Regions from separate parts of the Mus musculus genome. Here regions 1 and 3 are each linked to region 2. A link is a loop called in an ENCODE intact Hi-C map of the cell type or tissue named here. Cell type or tissue: left cerebral cortex. All regions are shown on one strand. Links, peaks and the distances in the headings refer to the core of each region. The heading gives the core; the rest is flanking DNA.

What was found. Hi-C counts contacts between places; a loop is a spot of excess contacts. Peaks named below come from ENCODE experiments on the same cell type or tissue, not always from the same donor. Only the 100,000 strongest peaks of a DNase experiment are listed, where the experiment ranks them.
Region 1: a loop joins it to region 2, with 4 times the contacts of the local background. A loop is called at or near these places in 5 of 42 quality-filtered maps.
Region 3: it touches region 2 in a loop (5-fold over the local background); 3 of 42 quality-filtered maps call a loop at or near these places.

Annotation. Positions count from the first base shown.
Region 1 is chr10:116,889,703-116,900,190 of GRCm38, forward strand. It overlaps Myrfl (myelin regulatory factor-like), which reads right to left and starts at 7,177. Exons shown (of 25, transcript NM_001033333.3): 1 at 6,916-7,177. The coding sequence starts at 6,961. In left cerebral cortex, for the core only: a CTCF peak has its summit at 4,261 (motif pointing left); a DNase peak (open chromatin) is centred at 4,264.
Region 2 is chr10:116,202,355-116,212,842 of GRCm38, forward strand. All of the region lies in intron 6 of Ptprr (protein tyrosine phosphatase, receptor type, R), which reads left to right. Among named protein-coding and RNA genes, the nearest start is that of Taf7l2, 94 kb to the left of the region's middle. In left cerebral cortex, for the core only: a CTCF peak has its summit at 5,863 (motif pointing right); a DNase peak (open chromatin) is centred at 5,862; H3K27ac peaks cover 229 bases.
Region 3 is chr10:117,027,426-117,037,913 of GRCm38, forward strand. No RefSeq gene overlaps it. Among named protein-coding and RNA genes, the nearest start is that of Gm10747, 9.6 kb to the right of the region's middle. In left cerebral cortex, for the core only: a CTCF peak has its summit at 6,589 (motif pointing left); a DNase peak (open chromatin) is centred at 6,570.

The DNA.
Region 1 (10,488 bases), core at 3,245-5,744, 690 kb after region 2:
CACAGACACACACACACACACACACACACACATCTGTACTTCCTTTCATCCTCCACCCCTAAATCCACCACACCACCATGCATCACTTCTGACTGTAACACGTGGCATCATTCTTCCCAGAAAGCCTGGTTTCCCTTTCTGTCACATCATATCCATTTGAGAGTCCTTTCTGACCTGCTGAACACTCTCCACTAGTTTTCTGTGGCACTAAAAATGAGAGTCCACCCTCTAATGCACCTGGCTCCCCATTGTCGCTCACTACAAGCCAACCGCCCCCTATACCTTCCGCCACTCAGCTCATCCCCACGGAGCCCCAAGGCATTCTCAGCTCAGTGACTTTGCACTGCTCCCCTTTGCCTGGGATGCCCTCCTCCCAAACTGAGGCATTGCTCCTGGTCATGACTCAGATCTGGCTCCTCAGGTACGGTCTCTTCAGAGGCCTTTCCTGACTGCTGTGACTCACGAGACCCACTCTCCCTCCATCAGCACGGCCCCCACACTGGCCAGGAACTTAATGAAGGTCCTCTGCAAGAGCAGCAAGTGTTCCCATCACCAGCCCCTAATTCATAACTCTTTTTAAAAGATTGATTGATTGATGGTTGACTTTATGTACAAGTACATCTGAAGGCCAGAAGAGGGCATCAGATCCCATTATAAATGGTGCGAGCCACTATGTGGGTACTGGGAATTGAACTCAGGACCTCTGGAAGAGCATCCAGTGCTCTTAACCGCTGAGCCATCTCTCCAGTTCCCTAAGTCATAATTCTTTAGGTAGTCATGTTGTTGTTGTTTTGATTATTTAGAGATCTTACATAATGTGCCCTGATCATGTTCACCTCCCAGATTTCCAGATTTCCCATGTCTGCATTCCCTCCCCCATCCCTTCCCTCACGTCACCCAGAAAAACCCAAGTCCATTTTGTGTGGTCCATATACACACTGGAGCATGGTAAAGTTCCTTAGTGGCCAGCCCCCCAAAGGAAGATGAGTCTTTCTCTGCCTGCATCTGAGCCAGCAGACAGCAGCTGAGACCTGGAGCAGTAAGGAGCTAACTCTCCAACACAGACTGTAGCACAGTGCTGTGGGCCGGTGAGAGGCGGGGCTAGCTCTCCGTCATTCAGATATTAGCATGGCTTCAGGCAGGAGCCCAGGCTGTAGGCATCCACATGGGCTTTCGTGCTAACTGCTGTATCAGGTGGGTCTTTGTTTCCTTAGTTTCTTCTAAGCTAGAAAAGCCAGCCCTTTAGGGCAAGGTCTCTGCTCTGTACATGAATACACCATGGGGTCCTAAGAAACACTCTTTTTTTTTTTTTTTTTTTTTTTTTTTGGATTGGCTGGTTCTATAGTCAAACAGAAATCCGTAGTGGCTTGTTCCCATGCACTTTCCTGCATCAGGCACAGGTGTGAGGGTCAGAGGTCAGCATTTACAGAGTTTGTTCGCTTTTTCTTAGCTTGTTTAGGCAGAGTCTCTCTTACTGTCTTCCCACCATGCTGCCTGCTCCAGCCTAGCTGGCCTCCAGCTTCTGGATAATTCTCCCGTGTCTGTCCCTTATCGACTTGGATCACAGATGCATGACACAGCACCCTGCTTTTCTTGGTGTGGGTTTAAGAGATCTGAGCTCAGTCACCAGGCTTGCAAGGCCAACCTTGCTCTTGCTATCTGGGTGACTCTTAAGTGTGATATTTAGCTTCAGGATTAAGTTGCACAAGGGAGAAGGAAAGATGGCCGGAACTTCTGTAAGCAGAGAAAATGGTAACACTAAAAATAAGCGAAGACCATTGACCTCTTTGCACCAGGCACAATTGAAAAACAACCACAAACCGAGGTAAGACAATTATCTCTTCTTTACAACTAGGGAAACACAAGGCCTGAGATACTCACTCATCCCTAGTCCTAGAAATAGCACATCGCAAAATCACAGGACTCACAACCGGGATGGCAGACTCAAAGTCCATGGTCTTAATTACGGTCCTATACTCAGCACAAAAAGGCTCAATAAATAACAACTATTATTGTTAATTGGGTTGCGGACTAGGGGTTGGCAAACATTTCCTGTACAGAGCCAGATGGTAAATATTTTAGGTTTTACAGCCCATATGGCCTCTGTTGAAACCACCGGACTCTGCCACCATAGCATCGAAGCAGCTGTAGGCAGCACGGACATGATCAGATGTGTTCTAATGAACTTTCTCGGCACCCGAAGGCTTGTGGCTCTCTGCTGCACATCAGCAAGAATACCTGTGATGATAAGAGTTGTTTTCTCTGTAGTCCATAAGAAGTCTAATACTAAGGAGCACAGCGATATAATCTTGTGTTGGTGGTGGTGGTAGTTTACTTGTTTAAAACATACAGAAAGCCAAATTTGGTGAGACATACCTGAAATTTCAATGCTCAGGGACCTGAGGCAGGAAGATGTACAGTTTGATGCCTATCTGGGCTAGATAACAAAGTATTATTCACAAAGACAAAACCAAAACACCGTGGACAGTAGCAAGCACTGAATAGTGAGATCATAAACTAACCCCCCTTATTGGTTATTCTAGGTTAGTGGCTGTGTATTGAACAGTTAAGTTCCAAGACACAGGAGAATCTGCCAGAAACCAGGCTTAACTCAAAGTTGGAAAGATGACACCTGTAACACCAAGGCAATCGATGAAAACCTTCTCTTGGGAGGGCTTATCTGGGGGAAGACACGAGTGAGCCTAATAGGTTTCAGACGTGGTGTGTGCTGGTGGCCGAGGTCCGAGCTGCACTCTTAATGACGCATTTTAAATTCGAAATCGCCTTCACTTTAGGGATCCCAGCATGAAAGAGAGGAGGTCTGCTCTGCATGGCTCATGCCAAGACCACATGGTTTCTAACTAACTGCCCACACCAGACAGAAGCAGATAAGCCTAAGTCACTCATGCGATCTGGCTGGTCCTTTCTGTCATTGTCCCATCTCCTGGAAAGCATATGCTGTCTCCACCCAGCTGTGGCGCAGACAAGACAAGTTCCCGCCTGTTTAGAGTAACTTTACACTGGAGGCGATGCTGTTTAAAAATCCTAGCTGCAGAGAGGAACAAGTCTGCCCTTAACAAAGGTAACCTTTCCCTTCTAGAGGTGGGAGATGGTCTCGGGACACTTGCCATTTGTGCCTTCGGTACAAGCGCAGATTCTGCTGAGACAGAAGAAAGCAAGAAGGGGAGCTGATTGTTTGAGACAGGAATGAAGTGGCGATCGCAGTGTGAAAGAAAGGCAATCAATAGACTAGCTGCTGGTCAAGGTACCCTTTGCCCACAGGAAAGTCTTCCCCAGGACCCAGCACCATCAATGGGCAGTATCTGTCCTGAACACTACACCTGGTTGTTCCCAGTTTCTGATCCTTCTCTTGAAAAGCCAGAAACATCAGCCAATTAGAGTCGGTATCTCATTTTGGAGAAATAATATACAAGGGCCACTTAAGACAACGTGTATCCTTGTCTGTCTCATGATAATGGAGTCTAAGTCTTTCCACCAATGGTGACTCTCTGCCTCTACTTTCTCTGGTCCGTTCACTGGGCCATTCTGCTCCTGGGCAATTCTTTCTTCTTTCCCTGCATTTGGACTTGCGGAGTGCCTCAAACAGAGCTGCAATTCCACAACCGCTGGATGACAGGATCAGGGGCTTGTGCTGCTCTTTCACTCTTTGGGTAAATATTATGGAGCAACCGCTGTACGGTGCACAGTGTCAGCGTGCTGCAGCAATTGCTGTATGGTGCACAGTGTTAGCATGCTGCAAGCTTTGTCTCTTCTCCACTCCACAGAACTACCTCACCTTCCCCGAAGCCTTTCTAGATTACTCTAGGTACTTTGGCCATTGGTTTCCTGTTCCAGAGCTGCCTTTATTTTCCTGAACCTTTCGTTGCCATGGCATTCTCAAACAACTTGTATTCGGCACAGCGGTTCTCAACCTTCCTAACGCTGCGACCCCTTTAATACAGTTCCTTATCTTGTGCTGACCCCTCCCCCACAACCATGAAATTATTTTCATTGCTACTTCATAAACTATAGTTTTTGCTGCTGTTATGAACTGTAATGTAAATGTCTGTGTTTTCTGATAGTCTTAGGTGAAAGGGTGGTTGGACAACACCCCCACACCCCCACCCACACCCCCACTCACCCCCTCACTTCCATCCCCACCCCCACCCCCACAAAGGATCACGACCCACAGGTTGAGAACGACTACCATAGCAGCTAGTTCTGCCTTCCCTGTGTCTTTACTGCCCCCTTGTGATAATGGCTGCCTGTGGAAACAGAAACAGAAACCATTCAAAGCTTGGATAGCAGCTTTCTAGGGAGGCTGTTCCAGATAGTCCCTGCCCTTGCATAGCTTGGGGTTTACCCCCACAGATGTCCGGGGGAGCTGGAGTTTCAGTATTCTAGTTTAAAACAAATACCAGCATCAGCATAAATTTTGACTGGCAAGGCTTTTAAATTCAAGAGTATACTGTCAACTTAAATTCTTTAATATCAAAATTCTTATGAGAAAAAGTGTCTTATTTAAGACAAAGACTCCAAGGAAAGGAGAAAGATTGCTTTCAAGTGTACAATGGTTTGCCAAGAGTTTTATTGTTTTTTCAGACAGTGATTGAATAAAAAACAAAACACACACACACGTATTTTGGGTCAGTGGTAAGTTAAGGGCATTTGCTGCCGTTGCATACATACATGTAAGCAAGCGCTCACACATACACCTAAACTAAAAATAAATCTTTAAAAATTATAGTTTACGTATTAAACAGTACTACAATAGAATGGTTTGACGTCGTTTTATCAAAAACGGGGGGAGGGGAGAGAAAAAGGGGGAGATTTTCAGGTTATCAAATCCTTTTTAATCACTGTTCAAAAGTAGGTTAGTATGGCACATGTATTGACTGATCACGTCCAAGTCCTGTTTCACTCGTAACCAATGAAATTAAATGGAAGATGACATTTGATTCAAAACAGCGAGGGATTGAGAGGCATCTGGTTGCAACAGCAGCCCCCTCATTACACCATATCCAATGTTGCTGACCTTGTTCTAAAGAGGCTTTCTGCTCCTTAAGGTTTAGGGAAAGGCTATTATGAAACTCTAAGGGACCGGTTTCATTCAACACCCTGCAAGTTCCTCTGAAGGAGGTGGAGCAGACCGGACATAAACAGGCACTTGGCGTTTGCTAAATAGTGGAAGGAATTCTTTTAAATTGGCAGCTAGCTGTAGTGGTCAGGGTTTGTGCCTCTGTTTCCCCAGAGATTAGCGTCTCTCCTGCTACACACTCAGAAGAGGGAACACTGCGCATGGAGAACGGGTTCCTTCCTCATCAAAGAGGCTGTGCAGTTTAGTTTGAGGCTGAAAAGGAAACTGTAATAACGATAGTAATAATAATAATAATAATAATAATAAGTAGGTACTATGTAGAATACATGTTCCAGTAGCTATAGAAGAGGTTTATAGAAACAGCATTATAGAGAGCTCTGTGGCAAATGGGTCTAGCCAGTGAATTGTGTGAGGCTAAAAGCTCTTCCGGGAAAAGCAAAGACCAGAGACCGGGTTTCTCAGTAGTAGAAGGAGAGAAAGTCTACCTTTTGCGTCTACAGGATGAACGATGGTTTCTCTTTCAAAAGAAATGTGTCCGGGCAACTACCACAGGAAGCACACACCAATCAGGACCCAGGTAATGGCATCAGTGTGTGGGGCACACACCAAGCGGTACCCAGGTGATGGCATTAATGTGTGAGGCACACACCAAGCAGGACCAAGGTGCATGATGTCAAACCTGGCCTCTGTTGCAGGCAGGACTCCAGGGGGCCGAATGCAGGCTCAAAGGAACACAGTGACTCTCACAGCTTCATTTGACTTTCCTGCCATTTCCAGCAAAATCTAAACCACAGAAATGACCTCATTATGCCTGCTCCTTTTGGCCGTGACCCAGAGTCTTACAGTGCCTTTGATGGGACCTGCCTTCTTTAGCATTGGGCCTTAGTTCTTTCCAGTCTTTACAAAGCTCTCATTTGTCACACACTTTACAAAACCCAACAAAGTCCAGGATCCAGTTTTCGAGCGTGCTGCTAACTGCCCTGGAGCGAGTGCACCCTAGACCACCCTCATTCACCTTCACGGAAAAACCCTGGACCGTGTAAAAGCTTGGCCACTTTTCCTTTCCAGAGGAAGTCTGAGCCCGGCTAATTGAAGCCAGGCTAACACTGACGCTCCCAATCATACATCAAAAAAAGGGTGATGGAGGCAAGGTCTTCCTAACACGTCCGAAAGACCCACCATAAGAACATTCTCCCTATGAACTGTGAACAACTGTGCCGCCATGTTGGATGTGGAGCAGCGAGAAGGCCTGTGTACTGACGCTGCTGTCAGTCACACTCATCAGGGAGAGGTTCAACTGCAAACGCAAACAGCCGTCCAGCTTCATGTTTTTAAAGTGTTATGAACAAGCAGAAAGATGGGATCAGGAAGTGGGCGTTCCTTTGCTGTCTTCGGCTGATTTGAAGTTAATTATGTTAAATTATACTAAGACATTTTAATTAAAATCCTACCCTTTTTGTTACATGGTATTTAGTCATCTCAGCGAGAAGACAGAGCTGGCATTTTTAAAGCATTTAAAGGACAGAAGGAGTGAGCCCTAATCCATTCAGACAGGTGATAATCCAGGTGCCCACTCGACTCTTAATGAGGAAGAAACCTAGGTAAGATGGAAGCCTGGATTTGAAAAACAATTAGCCATATCTCTGATTTTTGCTATCAACGAAGCGAGTAGAGCCTGTACTTCCCTACGCAGGAGTTATCTGATAGTGTTCTTCCAGGGGCGAAGCGTAAGTGGACTCCGCGGCGCAGAGAGTGAAAGTGAGTGGAGACAGAGACAAGGCTCAGAGAAGAAACCGTGGTGCCCAGTGGGCTCTTACCTTCAAAGAACTGCTGCAGAGCCTCGTTTTCACCCAGCACATCCATGGTGCTGGGGTTCTAATGGCTGCTTCCTCTTCCAACAGGAGCTATGAGACCTCAGGAGTAAGTGCTGTCCTTGGGACTCAAAGCCTAGGAAAACTCCTGGAAGGTCTCCATAGTCTTTTTATTGACGTGAAGTGGTTTTTCAGCCATTCCCTTAAGCCCAAAACAATGGCTAAGTTCTCGAATGTGATTATAAAACAAAAAGGCGTGCAGCCACACAGGGAAAAAAAAATCACGAAGAGGGAAGTAATGGCAAATCTATCTCTCAGGAACTGCTTCTACTTTGCCTGTGGGCTTTGTTTTAAGGACCTTTGTCCTTGGTGATACATGTAATTACATAAATGGGCAATAAATGAAGAGCCTTATCTCTTATAGGTTCTTTACACCAGCGTTTCTTCCATCTCCACCTTCATTAAGCAGATCTAGTCAGCCAGAAAAAAAAAAAAAAAAAAAAAAACAGTTGTTTTTCTTTAATCTCAAAAATGGGGAGCATCAATATAATCGGTTTTGGTGGTGGCCAAAAAGACTGGGTTATTTTAAAGGCTTTGTTAGAATAAAAAGTAAAATTTGTTCAATAGTTTCAAATGTAAAGTGCAAAATTATATTTTCCTCAGTACACACTTAGACGACTATTTCTTCAAACACACACACACACACACACACACACACACACACACACACACACACACACACGAGACAGGATTTCTCTGTGTAGCCCTGGCTCTCCTGGAACTCACTCTGTAGACCAGACTGGCCTTGAACTCAGAGAGATCCTCCTGCCTCTGACTCCTGAGTGCTGAGAATAAAGGCGTGCGCCACCATCCCCAGGCTTCAAAACCTATAAACGTTAAATGTGTAGACTAAGTATGAAAGTCCCTCTGTAAGTACATCCTTAGTTTGAAACGTTTAAAACTAGTTTTGCCTCACAATCTTGAGACAGAACCAAATAAAAAAGCGTCTTCGCTGCTTAGCTCTCCTTTGTTTAGCAATCGCCTGAGAAACATAGTTAGAAGGTAAGCTGTCATTCTGCCCCAACCTTCCTCTTTTCTGTCCAACTTTTTATTTTGAAAACCATCATGAGCCTAGCAAAGAAATCTGGAAGAACGAACGCTTCCACAAAATACCCAGAGGCTTTTCTTCCAGATTTATTAGTCATTACCTTCATACTCTTCCTTTTTCCTTTTTCTTTTTTTAGTAGATAAAGTTTCTTTTAGGCTGAGCCGTATTACAATAAGTCGCTGACATCTTGACATGTCCTCTAAATAAGTCAGTATGTGCCCCGTACAGTAAAGCCATTCACTTGTGTCACAATTTCAACTACAATAACATCAATTAATATTATTATCTTGCTTAGTTTCTCCTGATCCTGAAATAGCTGTTATATGACTTCTGGTTCGCCAGTACAGTGTTCAGTAAGTGTTCCTGAGTGGCCTTTGTTAGTTTTGTAAACCTCAGAGCGCGGTTGAGGATGTGGCTCATTCTGTAGGTCAAGTGAAGGCTTAGCACACAAGAGGCCCTGGGTTCTAGCCAGAGTACTAGAAACTAAATAAAGGTAAATACGTTAGTTAGTTAGTTAGTTAGTTAGTTAGTTAGTTAGTTAACAAGCTAATTAAATAATTAATTGACAGACTAGTCCTCTTGCCACTTCCATTGATTGCTCATTTATGATTTTGGGTGTTTGTGTCTGACCAGTCTACTGTCTTATAGAATGTCCCTTGTGAATTTGTCTCTTGTTATACTATCAGGATTAGCATCCATGATGTAGGATATTTCTAACATGTATTTTAAGATCTCACACAGAAAGGGGCTGGAGAGATGGCTCGCTGGTTCAAACCACTGGCTGCTCTTGCAGAGAACTCAGGTTTCATTCCCAGCTCCCACAGGGCAGTTAAGAACCATCTATAGCTGTGGTTCCAGAGGATCCTGGAACTAGGCCATGCACCCTTTCTTGTTTATATGAGAACCAGGCACAAAAGTGGTGCACAGACATACATGTCAGTAACATACCCACACACATAGATTTAATTTGTTGTTGTTGATGTTTTTGTTTGTTTGTTTTGTTTAGTTTGAGACAGGGTATTTCTGTGTAGCCCTGGCTGTCCTGGGACTCAATCTGTAGAGCAGGCTGGCCTCAAACTCAGAGATCCACCACCCGCCTCTGTCTCCTAAGTACTGGGATTAAAGGCATGTGCTACATATCTGAGCATTGCTTTTTCATTGTTACTAAGTTAGTACATTGCAGGTAGCTAGTACTTGATAATTTGGTACCATGCAGCAGTCTATTGTGTGAACATCTATTCCCGTCACCCCCCCCCCCCCACAGGTCCAGCTTTGAATTTTTTCTAGAACATCATTATGCGCATATTCTGGGGTACTTCATCCCAGTATTTCTCTCCAGCATATACCTAAAAGTGGAATTGTTGCTAGGCATAGTAGCCTACACTTATAATCTCAGCACTTGGGTGGCAGTGGCAGGAGGATTGCTATGAGTTAAAGGCCAGCCTGGGGTATACAGTGAGTCCCAAACTGTCCTGGGTTACATAGTGAGATATCATGTCACAGATATGCAAGTGCTTAACATTTTAGTTTTCTTACCTTTAAATTTATTGTCATGTGTTCATTGTATAAAAAAAAAGTGTGTCATGATGACGTTTCTGTGCCTGTGGTCTTGGCGGTCTTCCCACTCCCTTTGCACAAGCTCTACCCCAGTGGTCCCGAATAGACCTTTTCTTTTAAGTCTCAATTCCATATAGGAGAGAAAATGGGCAACATTTGTCTTTCTCAAATAACTTATTTTGTTTCAAATAACAAAATATTATTAAATATTTAACTTTGAAAAATATTATTTAACTTTGAAATGAATGGCTTCTCATGGTGGATATATCGATTGACACAGCAGCAATACATGACCAGTCATATTGATTAAAGTCTTCGGAACTGGATTTTATGGGGTCCATTTTTGCCAGTTTAATATATTTAACTATATCACTGTGGTTTTGTTTCTGTGATTGAGGAAGAAACTTTTCATTAATGCCTAATCTCATTTGTGTGCTAACTTTGAAAGCATAAGCTGAGACACCCTGAGCCTTTCACCCAGTTTTTTTCTTTGGCTATCCTCTCTGTTGTAGAACAGAGAGCTCAACAGGCACTATGGCTCAGCTATATCCCCATAGAAATTACTATAAACAAAAAGCAGTTTAAAGAAGAACTTATTTTGGTTAGGGTTGCAGAGGAACAAGAGCCCATTGTGGCAGAGCACAAGCATGTGGAAGGCCTGGTGGGATGAGCCAGGAAGCTGACTGCTCACATCTTCCAACCATAAACACCAAGCAGAAAACCGTAATCATAGGGCATTTCCACCCACGACCCAGCTCCCGAATAACGACTAGGTGGATTATTTATTTATGAATAAACGCCAAGGCTGTAAGCTAGGCTGGTTCATCACCTCTTATCTTACTATCGAATTTATTCTGAGTTCAGCTATGTGGCTGGATTCTGCTCCTTAGGTATTTATTTATTTATTTATTTAT
Region 2 (10,488 bases), core at 4,468-6,967:
CTGCCTTGATGATAACAGACTGAACCTCTGAACCTGTAAGCCAGCCCCAATTAAAGGTTGTCCTTATAAGAGTTGCCTTGGTCATGGTGTCTGCCCACAGCAGTAAAACCCTAAGTAAGACAATATTCTTATTAAAGAAATTTTAAAAGTATATTTAAGCAAAACTCAAATACAGCCCGTCACAGAGCCTCGTGTGTGTGATCTCAACTACTCTGGAGTCTGCGGCAGGAGGAGGGGCTCATGGCCCCAGAACTTCACACTCAGTCTGGAGAACACGGAGAGACCTGGTCTCAAATTTCAAAAAGGAAATTATTTCATAGCTAGTCTTACTGCAGGACTCACCCCTAACCCTACCTCCAGCCCTCACTCCCACCCCCATTACCAGGTGTACACACTCTGTACATAGCACCTCTGTCGTCATGGCGATGATGGCTTTGAGTGTTGCATTGGCAACAGAAGCACCAAGATTCAGGCAGCAGCAGGAACTTATTGCACCAGGCAAATCAGCAGTACTGGTGAGAAGAGAGATACTAAGCAAAGTACCCAGAACACAGAGACCCACACAGACCCCGCGTCACACTAAAGGTGTCTTGGTAACAAGAGGAGTAAGGGTATGAATGAGAAGCCAGCCAACAGTCACAGAGCAACTGTTGGGTACCACGTGCTCATCTCAATGCTCTATATTAATTACATCGACAAACTCTAGAGCGGTCTAAAGAACCACAGCTCATATTGTTGTTCCTCCTATGGGGCTGCAAACCCCTTCAGCTCCTTGGGTCCTTTCTCTAGCTCCTCCATTGGGAGCCCCATGCTTAGTTCAATGGATGGCTGTGAGCATCCACTATTGTATATGTCAGGCACAGGCAGAGCCTCTCAGGAGACAGCTATATCAGGCTCCTGTCAGCAAGCTCTTGTTGGCATTATAATAATGTCTGGTTTTGATGGTTGTTTATGGGATGGATCCCCAGGTAGGACAGTCTCTGGCTGGTCAGTTTTTCAGTCTCTGCTTCGTACTTTGTCTCTGTAACTCTTTCCATGGGTGTTTTGTTCCCCCTTCTAAGAAGGATCAAAGTATCCACACTTTGGTCTTCCCTCTTGAGTTTCATGTGTTTTACAAATTGTTTCTTGGGTAGTCCGTGCTTCTGGGCTAATATCCACTTATCAGTAAGTGCATATCATGTATGTTCTTTTGTGAATAAGTTACCTCACTCAGGATGTTATCTTCCAGAACCATCCATTTGTCTAAGAATTTCATAAAGTCATTGTTTTTAATAGCTGAGTAGTACTCCATTGTGTAAATGTACCACATTTTCTGTATCCATTCCTCTGTTGAGAGACATCTGGGTTCTTTCCAACTTCTTGCTATTATAAATAAGGCTGCTATGAACATAGTGGAGCATATGTCCTTAGAACATGTTGGAGCATCTTCTGGATATATGCCAGGAGTGTTGCTAACCAGTACCCCCAGAGCTCCCTGGGACTAAACCACCAACCAAAGAAAACACATGGTGGGACTCATGGCTCTAGCTGCATATGTAGCAGAGGATGGCCTAGTCAGTCATCAATGGGAGGAGAGGCCCTTGGAGAAGCCCTATATATTTCCGTATAGGGAAATACCAGGGCCAGGAAGCAGGAGTGCGTGGGTTGGTGAGCAGAGGGAGGGGGTAGATAGGGGATTTCGGAGGGGAAACTAGGAAAGGTGATACCATTTGAAATGTAAATAAAGAAAATATCTAATAAAAAGAAAAAGAGAAAGAAAGAAGAAAGAACCACAACTGTATCTTCACACCAGCGGTTTGCATCTGTAGATTCCAATAACTGCAGAGACAAACTGTTTGGACTGCATCTTTAGGAGCGCTTACAGGCTGTTTCCAGTGTTGGTCCTTAAGCAATACAGTGTAGCAACTACATACAGAGCATTTACATCTCATTGGGTGTGATGAGCAATCTAGAGGCAATTTAAAGATGATGACAGTTAAGTGTCAGTCACTCACCTGTGACGCAGGGACTTGAGCAGATTCAGGGGCTTGCATCTGTGGGAGATACTGGGACCGATTCTAGATGGATGATGAGGGGCACCTATGGCGACACAGAGATGTCTCCTCGCTCTACAGAAGAGAAAATATACGGGATGCCACACTCCAGAACCCACCCTTCCCCACGGTTGGTACCAAGTATCATGCGTTCTGAAATTGTAAATATGAGGAACACTTTGTAATTTATGCTGACTTATGAGTGAAGTATGAGAGTGGTTCTGAAGTGGGAAGAACGAAAAGTATATATTACGTAACATGCAAAAATATCTCTTACAAAAAGAGGTCATTTTGTGACTGGCTCAAACTTTCAAAGGAAGCATATTTTGCGGACATTTTTGCTTTCCTATTTCATGATTCCACAAACACTTGAATGTGTCTCTTTGTAAAGTTGTCTAATGTTAGGACATCCCTCTGTGTGAACCTTTTCTAAAGTACAAATCAATCAAGCTACCTCATGCATTATAATTCTGCTTAAAGGTGTAACTCTACATATTCACATGTGTAACAAATACTTTTAAATGAATGGATAAAACAGCAGGGAAAAGCATTTCAGAATCCAATACAGCCTAAAAACAGATAGAATTAGAGTAGACCAGCACATACCGCTATAGTGATACCAAGAATTTAATAACATGTGTTTTCTCATATACACAGTGTAGCTTTAGCCTTACAACTAGCAAGATGGGAGAGGAGGAACTATTGAGGGTCATGAAGGAGAGATACAAATACAACATGTATGTAGAAAATGTCATAGTGAATAATGATATGTATGTAGAAAATGTCATAGTGAAATTCATTGTTTTGTTCATTAACAAAAAAATACCTTTTAACATTATTCTAATGCAGATGATTATAGCAGCCAAAGAGTTAAGAAAATTATAAAACGAACAAAAGAGCAAGCATTGATGCTTTTATTATCTTATCTCATATGACCACATATTTCCAGCATTTATAGTAGCCTGTGATTTGTAGGGAAAATTTATTTTTCAGGGCACAGAACCAAAGCAAAAACTAAGAAAACACTCCAGTATATCAGTAAAGTTTGGTTTGGTTTCGTCTTTTTTAAAGACAAGGAAATCATGAGTTCTTTTGAAATGACCCTAGCATAAATCTAAGTTTGTGCCCTTTTTATAGATTTCAAAATGCCAAAATTATGAAAAACTAGAAGATACCAATCTACTTTACATGTAAAATAGGTTTTGAAAATTGCTCTCAGAAGTTATCCCACGAGACTTCTGCTCAGGCCTTCAAGCTGAAGTGTTGGAGATACGACTTGGTTTAATTTCCACGTCTCTTATCTGGGGTTTGCTCTTGTTACTCCAGTTGCTACTGGTTTTTAACTTGTATACAGGAAGCCAGAGCCAATCAATTTTGTTCCCAAGGTGACAGGAAGCCTTGGTTGGTCAGATGTTGATTGTGTTTGCTGTTCCAGCCCCGCCTGTCACACTTTCTTCCCTTTTGGCTGAACTTAAGACAAATTAATCAGTGGTGGACATCTGGCAGACAGCTTCAGTGTCTTCTCAGTGTTTGTTGACCTGTAAGGGCTAAAGATTGAGAACTCGGTACATAAGCTTTGCAGACAGGGACCAAATGTTGCTAAGGACCCTTGCTCCCCAGATCCCGAACAGGAGGCTCTCTTCGGGCTTTTTGATTGAAAGTGTGCGTCTCTGACTTGTGGAATAAACTTCCCACCTTCTTTATGACGGTGAGCGTAGCTTCCTTCACCCTCCTGTAAATTCCAGATGTGAACGGGGAAACAGTCCAGGAAGGAGCTCAAAGAATGCTAAGCTCTTAAACAGGTCTGTGATGTTTGTGAACTTGGCCTCCTACAGATTCTCTTCCTGTGAGGAGAGAGTCTGTTCTCGGGAACACACCTCTTATCTCCAAATACCCCACAGAAAATGCTGGTTTCCAGAACGTAACGAATAAATCAACTCCTAATTGTAAGCGTGTATAATAAAATCAAGTGAGCTGACCTTCCCAACCCTAAAAGTAAACTTCTCTGGAGTCTCCGTTTTCAAACTTGGGAGTTTATGTCTCCATAAAATAGAAAAGTTGAAAACTCCCAGCAGGCTTCCAAGATGTTTTCAGAATTACTTTAAAGATAATGATATTAACAGGCACGTCTAATTTTATGATGGGGATCGTGAGAAATGTGTGTCTAAGATGAACGAAGGTGACATTGAGATAAACCTAAAAAGGGCAGGTATGTTGGACCGGACGGGCCTTTCCTGTTCCTAAAATGTCTTGTGCTTTTACACAGGAAACATATTCGTATTCACCCGAGGCCAGTGTCAGGCCTAGGCACAAGATCGCAAAGTACCCTGGGTAGTGGTAGTGAGAAGACAGGAAAGTGCGTAGGAAGGTGTCCTTGGTGGATCCTGCACGGGGTAAATTTTCCAAAGATGCTATGCTCGTTCATCCATCCAGGGATGGATTATCTGGGGAACAAACCATTCATTTGTTCCTATTTCTCAGTACTTTTTTCCACCCCAGTCTTTAGAGGCATCTAAAGCCAGAGTTGATTCAGGCTATGGAGTCACTGGAGAATCCTATCTAGTGCTCCTCAGTGAAGCCTTGCCGACTGAAGGCTCTCCACAGATACCCTTCCTAGATGAGTTCATCCAGAGGATGTGAGTTGCCCTGTCCATTTGCTTGTATATAGCAGTATACTACTCAGACAAGTAAAATAATAAATGTTTCATGCCTGGGAAAACGTCGCCATGTGTTTCTGAATTTGGAAGAACCATAACCCTGGTTTTAATGACAGCCAAGATCATCCCAAGACATACAATAAATACTTGTAAGCAGTCAGACTACATGCAATTTGCTGCAGTCATCTAAGGATGCTGAAAAGCTAGCATGTGCTCCCTCCGCATGTAAACACACACACACACACACAGACAGACACACGTTCGCACGCTCCCATGCTCGCTCACTCCCATGCTCGCTTGCACGCATGCACCCACGCTCGCTCGCACGCTTGCACACTCCTATTAGTTCCTCTTCTGATTTGCCTGAGAATTTCTGTGAACAGGAGCAATCTGCAGTGTACCTGTTCTTCTTGCCCAGGGCTCCATCGACCATGAGGAGGAGCATGCGCAGAGGGTGGCTTACAATGGCAGTGCCCCAAGTGAGATGCCATGTCCCGTGGGTGTTATATATTCCTGGCCAGCAATTTCATACTGTATAATGTTGATCAACCGGCAGACCAAAACCGTTCCATTGGTCTCCCCTGTATCGTTCTCACCCCTAAAGTTGAGAGCCTTAGGACTTTTGACAGAAGTTACCAAATAATAAAAGATTTTGTATAGCCAGGCTACAGAGACCATACATGTGTGCAATAGGTTTCTTTCAAGAAATGTGTTATGACCAGTGTTTTTTTAAATATAGTTTATGCAATATATACTCTTTAAAAAAAACAAATATTAACTTCTCTTGGTGTGCTTAGGATAAAAAGAAGTTAGACTGAATCTGTATAGATGCTCTTGCTGACCAGTGACTTCCCAAATCTGACCTTTGACTTTCAGGAAGTCACGTTGTTTGGGATCTACTAGAGAGCAAGGAAATACAACCCTTTGTTGAGCATATTCAAATATATAAGAACATCTCAAGGCCTAGTTTTAGTACTACAGAAAATGCCCCAGAACAACAAAAGAACCGTAACTGGGCTCCATGTGCAGAGGGAGCACTAGAAGTGTGCACTAGGAAAGCCTTGTGTGCCCATGTCTGTGTGCATTACACAGATAGTATCATTTCCTCAGTGTATCTTATGAACGAACTTAGATTTTATTATCTGTGCTGCCTTTCTGCCTACCACCTATAGGTGGCGCCAGTGAGCCACACAGACAGCGGGAGACCCAGAGCCACTTTTTTTTTTCTTTTGTTTTAAAGAACATTAAAGCAGCTGTTTTTCTGCCATCAAAAACCCTACCTGAGACATTTGTAACCCTTCTAAGATTTAAAGCCAAATAAAATAAACAAGGATCAAGGGCCCTATAAGGATTTCAAGGCCGGAAAGGAGCCACCAAAAAGCTCTCCTCCCATTTGTCCCTAATTGACATCCAGAGGGGGCACTGCACTGGTTCAGACCCAAATGCACCAAGCAGGGCTTCCTACTTAAGCCTGCAGCCCCTAAGACTGTCATTCGGCATCCCTGAGAAGGGTTCTGACCGTTCCTTCACTGTGTTCTATGCGGTGCTTGGACGTCTCTGAGCTGCTCAGTCTAAAAAAAAAAAAGACTTCTGCCCTCTTCTCTCTATAGAAAAATATGCAATTTAGTGGGAGATGGGGGTTATAGGTTAGTTTAGGACTCAAACTGAAAAGAACTTTCTCCACGAAGCACAATTGCATTGGAGAAAGACACTCCAAGAAAAGATGCAGCCCGACACCCCAGGACTTCACATTGGTGAACCCTGGATTCCAGTAACCCCGAGGCCTTATCGAGGACAGCCTGGGGGTAAATTGGCAGTACATTAGAAAGCCTGATTAGGAGAGGGAAGGCGAGCGACGTGGGTCTCACGTCAGCTGTTTCCCTCCACAGGATACTGGGTGATTCCTGTCCTGGCCAGATACTGATTACTTAAAGCTCAGCCCAAGAGTTCTTGTCAAAAATGATTTCCGTAGTGTATTTTGACTTGCTTAGGTCTGAAGAACTTTTGGAATTTGTTAGGTGTGGAGCTGAAGTCCAGGAACTGGCCTGTGGCATTCCCTTAATGAGCTCTGTCCCTCTGAACAGACTGTCCTAAGCATTTCAGTTGTTTTTTTTTTTTTTTAATTTTTTTTTTATTGAGTTCACACTTTTCTGCATGTCCTCATCTGACACAGGGGCTTGGATAGAAAATGTGTCTTTGATACATTTTCTTTGATACATTTGATACATTGCTTTGATAGACTTTGATAACTCAGATACATGGAAGCAAAAAAAAAAAAAGTCCAAAAGTCACATTTCCTATTTTATTTTAATATATACAAACTGATATGAATATGTTCCATCGACAGATTCAAGTCCCTCATCATTATAAAACTTTAGGGATTTGTCTGCATTTCGCCCTGTTTACAATAGAGAAAAACCGTAAGGATTTAGATTGCCGAAGACTGTTGCTGAAACGAAAGCATCGTTGTCTTCATAAAATAGTCACAACCCATAACAATAAGGCTTAAAAAGCAGATGCCTTCATATATAAAGCAGGTGGACCATAAAGACATTTTTTATTTCATCTTTAAGTGTGTGTGTGTGTGTGTCTGTCTGTCTGTCTGTGTGTGTGTGTGTGTTTGTGTGTGTGTGTGTGTTTGTGTGTCTGTATGTATGTGTGTGTGTGTGTTTGTGTGTGTATATGTGTGTAGTATACACAATGCAATACCCCATGCTGGTGTTGAGACAGCCCTTCTATGCTCGCCTCACACGGCATTCCAATGCCTACATTATCTAGCTCACCTTGTCTCAACAATAAAGGGTGCACCAGCTCACATCACCAGATATGAAGGGCAAGCAATAAGAGGTCTTGAGAGCGATACTACAGTCGTGTAGCTATGGTTATAGTGCACTGATATTTGTTAGTTATTACTGATCTCTTACTATGCCTAACTTATTAGTTATAGATTATGAAGGTCAATTTGATTTGCTAATATACTGGTTTGAATGTTGATTTCATCCAAAACACTCTCATGTAAATACTCCCAATAGCTAAAGTAGTGCACATCTGTGTCTCAGTCCTGACGGCACATAAAGGTATTTGCCACCACAGAAAACCAGATGACAACTGAGATAGAAGGAAATCACTATAAATCATGTGTTTGATAAAGATCTACTGTCTATCATATGTAAAGAGCTTTAGAACTAAAAAAGAAGGCAAGGCAAGTTAAAATTAAGCAAAAATCAAAACAGGCATTTCTTCTTAGAAGATAAACAAATGACTGGTAGCCACAAAAGATATCATCAGCATAATTAATTATAATAAAATGCAATTGAAGCCCCATTGAAAATCCACTTTTCCTTCACTTGGATTGCTATGCTACTACTAATAAAAATAATAATAATTGACTGTATTGTAAAGGGACAAGGATGTGAGGAAATTAGAAACTTAATATGTTGTTCCTAGGAATGATAAGTAGTCTTTCCACTTGGCAAAAACATTTGACAGCACTTCAAAAAGAGAAATGTTGGGGCTTCTGGTATAGCTCAGCAGTAGAGGACTCACGGAGCATGCCCAAAGCCTGGGTTCTGTCACCAGAAAGAAGGAGGAGGAGGAAGTGCAGGAGGAGGAGGAGAAAGAGGAGGAAGAAGAGAAGGAAGAAGAAGAGGAAGAAGAGGAGGAGGAACAGGAGGAACAGGAGGAGGAAGAAGAGGAGGAACAGGAGGAAGAAGAGGAAGAGGAGGAAGAGGAGGAGGAGGAAGAAGAGGAGGAGGAGAAAGAGGAGGAGAACAACCACGGGCAGCATAGGCTGATTGGATGCTATAGCAAACCAGTGTATTGCTGACATATACCCAGAAGAAATAAAATGTATGCCATAAGAACTTATATCTAAATATAGTAGAACAATTTATAATACTTTTTTAAAAAAAAATAGAACAACACAAATATCCATCAATTAAAAGCCAGATGAGCCGGATGTTACTTGGAAAGTAACAGAGGACTTGTAAGTGTTACAACATGTAGGGACCTTAACGGCAGTATGCCAAGTAGCAGGAGTCAGGCAGACAGCTAACTCCATGATCCCAGGTGCACGAAAGGGGCCCAAATAAGTGAATACAGGGCTGTAGCTCAGGGATCCAGTTCTTCCTTACCATGTACAAGGCCTTAGGCTCAATCCTCATTACTACGAAATGAATGAACCTGTAACTGCAGAAAGTCGATGACATAGGGAGCCAAGGGTGGGGAGGGTTTCCTTTAAGGATGAGGAAAATGTTTTAAAATGTACTGTCTCCTTCCTTCCTCCCTCCCTCCCTCCTTCCCTCCCCCCCCTCCTCCTCCTCCTTCTTCTTCTTTCTCTCCCTCCCTCCCTCCCTCCCTCCCTCCCTCCCTCCCTCTCTCCCTCCCTCCCTCCCTCTCTCTCTCCTGGAACTCATGGTATAGACTTAGCTGACCTTGAACTCACAACGCTAGGATTAAAGACATGTGCAGCCACGCCTGGCCTGTGATTCATCTAGTCCAACTCAGTGACTATTCTGAATGTGCTCAGTTCTTCACTTTAGAATTGTGAACTTTTATGGAATACAAACCACACCTCAACAAGAGTGTAAACGTGATTTTAATTTTAGACCAAAGTTGTTAACTGCTTCTAAAACATTAGTCAGAAGTTGTTTGCAGATAATTTTTTCATTCTGTTTATTTGGTTGAAGTATGTATTTTTATTTCTAGAAAGGAAAGGGCCGTGTCTCCTGTTGGAAGCATCAAAGTGTGGTTTTCATGACAAATACCAGGTCGGTCCTGCTCTTTGGATACAATGTAGTCCATGAAGCATAGAAAAGGTTTCGATTCTGTATCCTGCCCACCAAGGGTGATGCTCGCTCTGAGGCAAAGGACCCTTGAACTTTAAGGTTATCTTGCAATTATCTTGCTTGTGGATGGGTGAGGAAAGACCCAGGAATAATAAGGAGTTATTACAAATTGCATCCAGGTGACAAGCCTCAGCCACTTGAGGGGGGAAAAGCCTATTTTAACTATTGGCAACTCCCATCAATAATTTATATTTAAACTTCCACCCTTATCTCAGACAGCAGTGATAACATGATTGTGTGTTTATACTGTTGGGACTGGGACGGCAATCATGGTGGTAGGAGGGTACATTTTATCAGGAGCACAACCTTTCCAGGTAATTGGCCCCTTCCTTCCTTCCACCTGAGGAGCAATGGAGCTTTAAATACTGTCACTGACTCTTCACTCGCCAAAGGGAAGCAACTCCCTACTCTGCAATTCCCGGGTGAGAGGCCAGTGGCCCCCTAGAGGGCAAAGGTCACCATGGTTTATTCACCAAGTGCCTCAGTGAGCAAAGCCCACAGTTGCATCTGTGGGTGGTGCCCTTTTCAGTGAACACAGAACAAACACAGGAATGGGTATTCAAGTAAATTATTGTTCTTGGCTGAACATTTGGGGAAACTTTGGAAACAGCAGATTTTCATAATTTTTACTGAGAGTTCATTTTAGGTAAAGGTAGATTTTGGGGTGTCTTGGTAATGACATTAGCTATTTGTTTCTTTTTTCTTAATTTAATTTTATGTGTATTGGTATTTTGACTGCATGTATGTCTGTGTACCATATGTGCTTGGTGGTACCAGAGATGGGGAGAGGGTGTAGGATCCCCTGAAATGGGAGTTACAGATGCTTGTTGGCTGAAATGTGGTACTAGGAATCAAACCTAAGTGCTTCAGTAGAACATCCTATGCTCCTAACTAGTGAGGCATCCCTGCAGCCCAGATATCCGCTTCTTATATCAAATAACTGAGATCTTG
Region 3 (10,488 bases), core at 5,276-7,775, 830 kb after region 2:
TTTAAGCCCCACCCCCCATCTTCTTCTCTTTGGTTCTATCCATTGCTCACATACAAACAACTCTCTACTTAGCTGCCTTTGAAGTATAACCAGTTCTCATTCTTAAATCCAATGCTATCATCTGGACGAAGAACAGTTTTATGAAGAGATGGGAAGGTGTTCCCTTATCTCTATTCCTGTGCATCTCTTATGCACCTTTAATGCCGAGAATTCTTTAAGTTCCTCAATATTTCTTCAAGGTTTGAGATCACCTCTGCTTTAGTTAAGGCTCCTATTGCTGTGATGAAGCGCCACGACCAGAGAGCAAGCTGGGGAGGAAAGGATTTACTCAGCTTACACTTCCAAATTGATAGTCCATCATTGTTGGAAGTCAGGACAGGAACGCAAGGAGGGCAGGAACCTGGTGAAAGGAGCTGATGCAGAGGCCATGGAGGGATGTTACTTACTGGCCTGCTTTCTTATAGAACCCAGGACTACTAGCTCAAGGATGGCCCCACCTACCATGGGCTGGGCCCTCCCCCATTGATCACTAATTGAGAAAATGCCTTACACCTGGATCTTATACAGGCATTTTCTCAACTATAGCTCCTCCCTCTCTGATGACACTAGCTTGTGTCATACTGACATACAAAACCATCCAGTACAACTGACCCTTTGACAACCTGACACACGAACATCACTATTAAGCCACCTCTCTGATTTATCCCCCAAGATCTAAATAACTTCAAAAGTCTCACAGTCCCTAACAAATTCAAGCACATTAAATTTTCAGTCCTTTAAACTATCTAACCTCTCAAATCTAAAGTCTCTTAACTGTTGACTCAAGTACTTTACTTCAAGAGGGAAAAATCGGGGCACTGTCACAATCAGAGCAAAGTAAGATCAAAATCCAACCATCCAATATCTGGGACCCACTCATGATCTCCCAGACTCCTTCAAACTGTTTGGGTCACTTCTCCAGCTCTGCTCTCTGCAGCACACACAGCTTCTCTTCTAGGCTCCAACTGGTTCTACTCCACTGCTGCTGCTGTTCTTGGTGGTCACCCCATGGTACTGGCATCTACAAAACCACTGAGATTCCTTGCTGCAACTGGCTGCCCGGTCACCAATAGCCTGTCACAGGCTCTTTTCCTGGTCCCAAGCCTCAACTTCTTTGCATAACCTTTTCAGTCCTGGGTTTTTTCCTGCCACTGTGGCTACACCTACACCAGTGGCCTCTCCTGACCTCTCCCTGTGCCAAGCCTCAGCTGTTCTCCATAACCCCTTCATGCCTTCAAAACCAGCACCACCTGGTGACTCTTACACATGACCAAGTTTGGTTCCCTCCTTGGCTGCCTCTGGGAAAGAGCTTCTCTGTGCTCTCAGAAAACACTTCCCAGAAGATTTCACCTCAGTGATGCTGGTCTCTTCTTAGCCCCTGCTAATTTCTTAGCTCCAGCCAACCAGCATCAATCGTCCCAGTAACACAAAAGTTTCACCTCAGTAGCTCTGGTATCTTATTAATCACAGTTGATCCTTCATCCACAGCTAACCGGAACCACAGAATCTTACTTAGGTAAAAATCTGAAACAGACCTGATCGAGTCTTTAATCTTCCCTCCGAAATGTCACAAGCCAGGCCTCCATCTTCTGCACAGCTCTCAACATTATCATCGTCCAAGCTCCCACAGAACATCCTACTGAGCTCTCAACACTCAATGGCTCTTCTAGCCCAAAGTTCCACAGTTCTTCCACATTCTCCCCTAAAAGGTAGTCAGGTGTGTCGAGTCAACATCCCACTGCACTGGTACCAACTTGTCTTAGTTAGGGCTTCTGTTGCTGTGATGAAACACCATGATCCAAATGCAAGTTTGGGAGGAAAGGGTTTATTCAGCTTAAACTTCCACATCACTGTTCATCACCAAAGGAAGTCAGGACTGGAACTCAAGCAGGGCAGGAACCTGGAGGCAGGAGCTGATACAGCAGCCATGGAAGAGTGCTGCTTACTGGCTTGCTTCCCCTGGCTTGCTCAGCCTGCTTTCTTACAGAACCCAGCATCACCAGCCCAGGGATGGCACCACCCACAACGGGCTGGGTCTTCCTCCATTGATCACTAACTGAGAAAAATGCCTTACAGCTGGATCTCATGGAGGCCTTTTCTCATTTGAGACTCCTTTCTCCCTGACGACTCTAGCTTGTGTCCCGTCGACACACAAAACCAACCAGTACAGCCTCCCATTTTGTCTTCACACTAAAAACGGAATTGTGACTTGCTCAATGAGCCCAAATGAGGAACTTTTCCATCCTAAAGTGAGTCTTTATCCCACATGACCAGGGCTCCAGAATAAAAGGATGTATCTTCTTCTGCCTGGCTTCCTCACCTGCCTAGATCATTTTCTTCTGAGTTCTGCCTCATAGACAAATAGCCAAATGTCCCTGCGGTTTGACCAATCCAAGAACAGGCTTAGCCTAGTCGTGTTTTGACATGATCTGCATGTTAGGGTGACAGCAAAGCCAAGCCTTTGTATATTTCCTCCCAGCTCCTAGGGACAGCTTGGCCCTGACTCTGGGGTTCAGTTTCAATATGATTTTTTTAAAAAGATTTATTTATTTATTTTCTGCATAGGAGTAAACCATTTCTCTCTTCAGACACACCAGAGGAGGGCATCAGATCCCATTACAGATGGTTGTGAGCCACCATGTGGTTGCTGGGATTTGAACTCAGGACCTCTGGAAGAGCAGTCAGTGCTCTTAACCACTGAGCCATTTCTCCAGCCCCAATTGCAATATGATTAAGAGCCCACCGATTTTTCCTCTCCCGTCCAAGCACTTAGAGCTGCCTGACCCCTGGCTGCTCTCCCTTCTTCTTCATTGTCCCATCCTCCCAGTCCAGGGCTTCCATTACTCTGGGCATTCACTTTCAGCCTCCTTCAGCCAAGTGATAGAGAACATAGATTAAATGGAATAGGGAAATATAAAATTTACCGACAGTACAAAGAAGAATCAATGAATCACCTCGGAACAACTTCAAAAACTTGAACAAAGCCGTATATGGTGGCATGTGCCTATAATCCCAGCACTCTAGAGGCAGAGGCAGGAGCACTGAAAGTTCAAAGTCAACCATGTCTATGTGATGTGTTCAAGGCCAGCCTGGGCTATGTAGCAAGATCACACTTACCTCTAAAGTCCAAAGCAAACAAACAGCAGCAAGATGTTGAGAAAGAAAAAGGCAGTTAGGGAGCCGGGCATGGTGGCGCATGCCTTTAATCCCAGCACTTGGGAGGCAGAGGCAGGTGGATTTCTGAGTTTGAGGCCAACCTGGTCTACAAAGTGAGTTCCAGGACAGCCATGGCTACACAGAGAAACCTTGTCTTGAAAAACAAAAAAACAAAAAAAAAAAACAAAAAAAAAAAAGAAGAAGAAGGCAGTTAGGAAATTGGACAGATACCCATCTTCACAAACATCACATTCTCATCTGGAAAGTAGGCTGCTCACTAGGATTCCCAGCCATTCTTAGCCATCATGAGCGTCTAAGGGAAAGGATGGAAACCTCAGATTGTCCTGTGTGACCAGCAAGCATGACTGTGACTAGTGTTCCAGGGATTTATCACCAACTTCTTGCTATGGTAATCTGTTCTTCAGGGTCCCCTTTTACCTTGGGATTCTCGGTCATTTAGAAAGATCCCCTTCTGACACTCACAGCATTGAACCTCCGACTTAACGGTTTTGTCAGTCTCTTCAGATGGTTTTTCCTCTCTGATGCTTCCCAGCCTTCACCATCTTCCTTCTCCCTGGCATTTTCCATCATTCCTTCACATACACACACACACACACACACGTGCATGAGCACACATGCACATACATATGTGTGTACACGTGCACACATGTGGGTGCACACATACATACGCATATGCATGTGCACACATGCACACATGTGCACACACATGAGCATGCACACACACATATACACATGCACACAAGTGGGTACACACATGTGCACACATGCATCACATACACATACACACATGCACACATGTGCATCCACACAACACACAGCATCCCAGGGCAGATCACCACAGCTATGAATCCCTCATCTAACTCATTATGTATATCAATGTCCTCCAACACAATGTGGAACCAGACTTTTAAAATTTTTTGATTGCAGTCGTTCTCCCCACTGTGAGTCTAGAGGACTTAGAACACTGGCTTCAAAGTTGGAAGGTTTCTTAGGACAGCCGCTCTCCCCAATGCTGGTCCTATATCAGCCAGTTAGGAGTAATGCAAGTGTAAAACCAAACACAACACCCAAAGAAAATGCAAATCAGAATCTAACCCACCTGCCCGCCCCTCCTCACAACCCGCAACCTGGTCAACAGCAAACACCAATCAATGCCTGTGCAGCCCAGGACATAACCAGGGATTATCTCAGGCAGGGACTGCAAGTCTTTCCAGACTTTTGGCCTTAGTCCTGTGAACGCAACTCTTAGGACAGTTTTCCCGTTGATATGACTGCTGAATTGGAAAAAACCCAACTAAGCAATATCAGGACTCTCTGATTGCACATCTTACAAAATCTAGAAGACCCCAACCTTCCCGTAGAGCTTTTGAACCGTAATCCAACTTGAATCCCTCACCACACTCTACGCTGTCCCTCAGCATCTCTGAGTATGCCGTCAGCATGTCCCCGACTGTGGCAAATACAAAATTCCCTAAAAAACCTCACGTGAGCCAGACCAGATATTAACTTTTTGTTTGAGCTTCTTTGTTTCTGAATTTTAGAAGATGGGCCCAATTCTACCTTGTGCCCCAGGTGCCAATGGTGCCATGGAACTCTCTTCTCTGAGCTTCTAATTTCAGGACAATTGCCTCACAGAGATGAAGGGGAAGTACATTTTGTGTCTCGAAACAAATAAGACATTTCTAAAGTTGATTTTGTGCAGAAATTCTATCCTGTTCCAAGTTCCTTGGGTAGTGGCTCTGCATCAGATGCGATCTTGCACCCAGGAGACACTAGGTAGTGTTGAGAGATGTTTTCGATCATCATACTGGAAGTGTTACTGGTACATAGTGGAAGAGGCCAAAGATGCTATTGAACACCCTGTGATGCACAAAATCAACTTTAGTGCTGGTTCCCTAAAAGTTTAGTGTACCCAGAAGCAAGCATGGTTCCGTTTGTCTGTCTATCTGACTGACTGTTATTTGTTCAGGTATTGATGCTGGGTTTTGCCAGTACACAGAACAGTGCACGGGCCTCCTTGTTACAGATATTCAGCTTCTACACAAGAGGCCAGTTCCTGATGCCAGGGGGAACCCTGCTCTACTGACTACAGTGCTGCCCAGAGAGCAGTCTACAGGGACGGGGGTGGGAGTGGGAGGGTGGGGGTTAGGGGGCTCAGTTAGGGCAGGGAGGAAGAACAGCCATGCTGAATGAGATGATGGGTACCAGAGGAAGTCAGCTTTCATTTTGTTTCTTATGTGGTTGTAGTCGATAACTGTTATTACTATTAACAGTCAAAAAGAATGCAGGGGCTTTGATATCTGGCTTGAGTCTGTGGACTTGGTTGTTGGCCACCTGTGGCAGGGCTTAGTGTCCTTAGGGGTGGCTGAGTGAGGCAAACAATTGAAATTTTAAAAATATATATATGAGGGACCCTCTAGAGACCTTTTTTTCTTTTATTATATGTTTTTATTGGTTTATTTAATTCTTCATTCATTTCGTGTGGAGACAGAGGGTAGGCATGTGGAGATCAGAGGGAAACATACTGGAATCAGTCACTTCTTCTGCTATGTGGATCTTGGGAATCCAACATAAGCCACCAGGCTTGGCTGCAAGCACCCTCACTCGCTGAGCCATCTCGCTGGCCCATCACATCAGCCTCGACCACACTGCCTTTGCAGTGATATCCTGAGCCCGCTGTGTCACCAGCGTCACGCTAAGGCCTCAGCACCACAGTGAGAACCCCGAGCATCAATGTCAGCCTTCCTGCTTCCCATCAGTAGTTTCATGTCTAAAACCTCCAAGGTTCGAGGTCCCAGAAGTTCAAGGCCACACTGGGCTACCTAATGAGACTATAATTAAAAAAAAAATTAAAAGGCAGAAGAGATGGTTCAGTGTATACTGTATATATGTGTGTGTGTGTGTGTGTGTGTGTGTGTATGTATATGTATATATGTATATATATATATATATATATATATATATATGCACTGAACTATATATATATATGATATATATATAAACATATGTTAAAAACATAACATATATATGTTAAAAACATTTACTATATACACATATATATAATAAATAAAACACATCTTAGGAATTAGTGGTGTTGCCCTTCAGGGAGAAGGCAGGAAACCAGATCCTGGCAGGAGACTCTCTGGTTTGAATGGAATATGCCCTCCTACAGGTGGTCAGGTCAACTTCCGCTCCTGCCAGGGAAACCAGGCAGCACCAGCTCGAAAGGGGGTTTCTTTCTCAACCTTAGCTGGAGGCTTCCACACCGGCAAGCAAGACGTTTCTGCTTTCTCCCATCTGTCTACCTATGAATCATAAATGCCACGCCGGTGTTGACTCCCAGGGCCAGGAGTGCCCCCTGGTGGCCATATGACCAACTTATTTCTCTTCTCCTGGTGGGTAAAGCCAGCCAGCTATCTGATGAGCTACACAACTCTCTCTCCCGCCCAAAAGCAATTATTTGGATGTTGATGACTAATAATAAGCATTTACCACGATCCAAATGTGTCATCAAAACCTTACTCAGACTGTCCCCTTTAAGACTCACAAATTCTATGATCTATGATAATATCCTGCAGTTCACAGTTCAGATTGCTTGTCTCTGGGACACCTAGACCCCTCTTATATATTTTAAAGATATGTTATGTGTACGAGTATTTCATCTGTATATACATATGTGTACCGCGTCTGATGTGTGATGCCTGCAGAAGAGGATTCTGGATTCCCTGGGACTGGAGTTACAGTTTGTGCGCTGCCATGTGGGCGCTGAGAATTAAACCCTGGTCCTCTGGAAAAGCAGCCAGTGCTCCTGACCGCTGAGCTAGCTCTGCAGCCCAAGAATACTCTTAAAGACACTTTCCACCAAACACTCTCTACCTTCCATTTTGACCCATGATTCGTCTCTGATTTCTACAGATTTGCATTCCCAGCAACAGGTGGTTCTTAGGGCATCCAGGTCAGCTTGACCTGGAGTTTACGCCAGCATATCCCCCCCCCCCTCCACCCGTCCCCACTCCCGTGTCCCAGAATGCCCCAGGGTACTACCCAGAAAGAGCCAAGGTTTCTAAGGAACAGGTCACGTGGGATAGGTCAGATGGGGGTGGGAGGATGGCCTGAATGCACCGTTCTCCCTGCAGGTATTTTAGAAGGGACCGCTGGGGACGTGGGGCTGCCTCACTTCCGGCACTGGATATTAAAGAGCCTGGTCTTAGGCTCAGAGCTTGCTGAGCCCTGGACAGTCAGAAACCGGGCCTGAGATTCTGGGGGAAGTTTTGCTATGGGGATGTGGCTCTCCCCACAAATCTTTCCACTTTTCAGTTTCTTCAAAAGCATTTCCCTCTTGTTGAAGCCTCTGGGCCTCACATCAGGACTGAGACACCTCCTGCCGGATGCAGCCACTGTCTGTGCAGGTCGGAGCTCATGACCAAGAGCTCTCTCATGTAGAGTGTCCAGTTGCGACTTGTCTCAGAATTTGCAAGTGAATGTGAGAAATAATGAAAGAAAAGGAGGGGGGCATGTCTACCTCTCGAGTATGGAAAATATTTTTATTGTAGATATAAAGGAGAAAGTAGGCAGAGGGAAGAGTCCAGGCCAGCAGGACCAAACCGGACTGCGAGAGGGGTGGAGTGGGAGGGGTGGGATGAGGGAAAGCAAGAGAGGAGCCTCGGGCTAAGGCAGCCCAGGCCAAGAGGAAAGAGAGTAAAGGGCAGACAAAAGGACCGGGAAACCAAAATGTCTGGATTATATAAGGAAGCGCAGATGGGGGGAGGGCAGCCCAACCCCTGGGCTGAAGAAGTTTAGGGTAGCGGGGCTGGGTATGCAACAATACCCTGTACCAGATAGGGATGAAGGATGCTGGGAGAGCCTGGCAGCCATTTGTCTCTGGTTTAAGACCTAACAGCAAGCCTGGGAACAGGGAGTCTGAGAGGGCCTGCCTGCTGCTGCCTGCCTGCGCCTGTCTTCCAGTGTTTTCTCAGTAACACAGCAGGGACTCCACTAGAGCCAGCACTAAATTGTGACCACGTGGAGGGCAGCCACGTTTTGGAAACTCAGTCCCAGAGCCCCTGCAGGAGGCCTTACCTTCCCATCTTCACCTAAAAGCAGAAAATGGTACTAGCATGTAAGGAGCAGCCTGGGCGTGGCATTTAAATAATACTGTATAAAAAGCCCTCAATGTGGGGGACGACAAGAGAGCAGCTATTATTATTAAAACTAACTGCAGAGTCTGCCGAAAGTAAACCTTTTCTCTTCTTTTCTTTTCTTTTCTTTTCTTTTCTTTTCTTTTCTTTTCTTTTCTCTTCTCTTCTCTTTCTTTCTCTTTTCTTTTCTTTTCTTTTCTTTTCTTTTCTTTTCTTTTCTTTTCTTTTCTTTTCTTTTCTTTTTGCCAAGAGCCTCAAGTGTTTCCTGAAGCAGAGGTCCAGACCAAGCCAAGTGTTACACCAATGTTTATCTAGTACCGGTAAGCGGGACCTGTTCTGTTACTCTATCCCTTGGACCTATTCAACGATAGAGGTGCTGCTGCTTTCTATATTTTACAAACTAGGAAATCAAGACGTGTTAACAGCGGTGTGGTAAGGTGTTTGCCTAGCATTGCACAAGGCCGTCGGTTCATCCCAAGCATTAAAAAACAAAAGCAGGGCTGGAGAGATGGGTCAGCGGTTAAGAGCACCAACTGCTCTTCCAGGGGTCCTGAGTTCAATTCCCAGCAACCACAGGGTGGCTCACGACCATCTGTGTTGGGATCTGATGCCCTCTTCTGGTGTGTCTGAAGACAGCGACAGTGTGCTCACATACATGAAATAAATAAATCTTTAAAAGGAGAGAGAGAAGGGAGAGAGGGAGGGGAAGGGAGAGAGAGAGAGAGAGAGAGAGAGAGAGAGAATGAGCAGTGTATTAGGCATAGGATTTCAGAGGTTTCAGGCACTGTGGCAACTTGGTCCCATTTCGGGGAGAGCCTTTGAGGTAGAAAAAACGCCATGACAACATCCGTGGTGAATAAATATAAGACCAGACAGGAAGGGACTAGAGACTAGAGATGGTCTTCTCCAGTGCACCTGCCCGGTAATGTGACATTCCCAGGAGGCCTAAATCTCCTGAAGATTCCATATCGTCCCAATAGCACCCACAGGCTGGAGACCAAAGCCCTTACAGGTGATCCTGTGAGAGGCCTTGTCAAACTCAAAGGATTCCAGAGACTAAAGGGAAATTTTGCATTTTTCTGTCACCATGAGGAAATAGGCTGTAGTGAACCAGGAGGGTATAGAGTTGGCCAGGTCTTCAGGTCTTTCTGAAACCAATTGAAAGACAGATCTAGGAAAGGGAGACACCACCACCTTCAGGCTGGCCCCAGGCCCAGCCATCTAAGTATCCAAGGACTTCCTGGAATAATCTTTCCCCACATCTGATGATAACACTAATATAAAGGGATTATAACACAAAGCAGCTTCCGTGTATGAGATACTTTGAACCCAGTATCTCCATGACCTCAGGCCGAGCCCACTTTGGCAGATAAGTAAACTGAGGTTGTAAGATGTCACCCGACCCCAGTCCAGAGCAAGGTTGATATTAAAACTCTTGACTCTCCGTGCGCTCGGGGCCCACACAGTTCATGTCTGGTTCATCATGTTGATCCCTCTAAGTGTCTTAGGGAGATGTGCAAAGCAGCAATGGGTGGGGACCTTGTTGATTATAGCTTTACAGTCTGGAATTTGAATGAAAATTCAAACAACAGTGGATTTCTCAAGCTCGATCTCTGACCCACATTCCACACTTAGCCTTTGTCTTAGTCGGGGTTACTATTTGCTCTAATGAAACACCATACTCAAAGGGGAGGAAAGGGTTCGTTCATTCAGCTTATGGTTCCACATCACTGTTCATCATTGAAGGAAGTCAGGGCAGGAAGTCAAACAGGGCAGGAAGCTAGAGGCAGGAGCTGATGCAGAGGCCATGGAGGAGTGCTGCTTACTGGCTTGCTCATTGTGTCTTGCTCAGTCTGCTTTCTTATAGAACCCAGGACCACCAGCCCAGGGATGGCCCCACCCACAATGGGCTGGGTCTGCCCTAATAGGCTTGCCTACCGCCCAATCTATGGAGGCATTGTCTCAGTTGGGGCTCCTTCCAATTCATTGACTTCAGCTTATGTTAAGTTGACATAAAACTCACCAGCAGAACCTACATTTCCAGGTAAAATATGCCTAGTATTTGTTAACACTAAAGTCTCCCAGCAGAGAGTCTATGCTTCCTAGCCTGATGGCCTATTAGGGACACAACCCT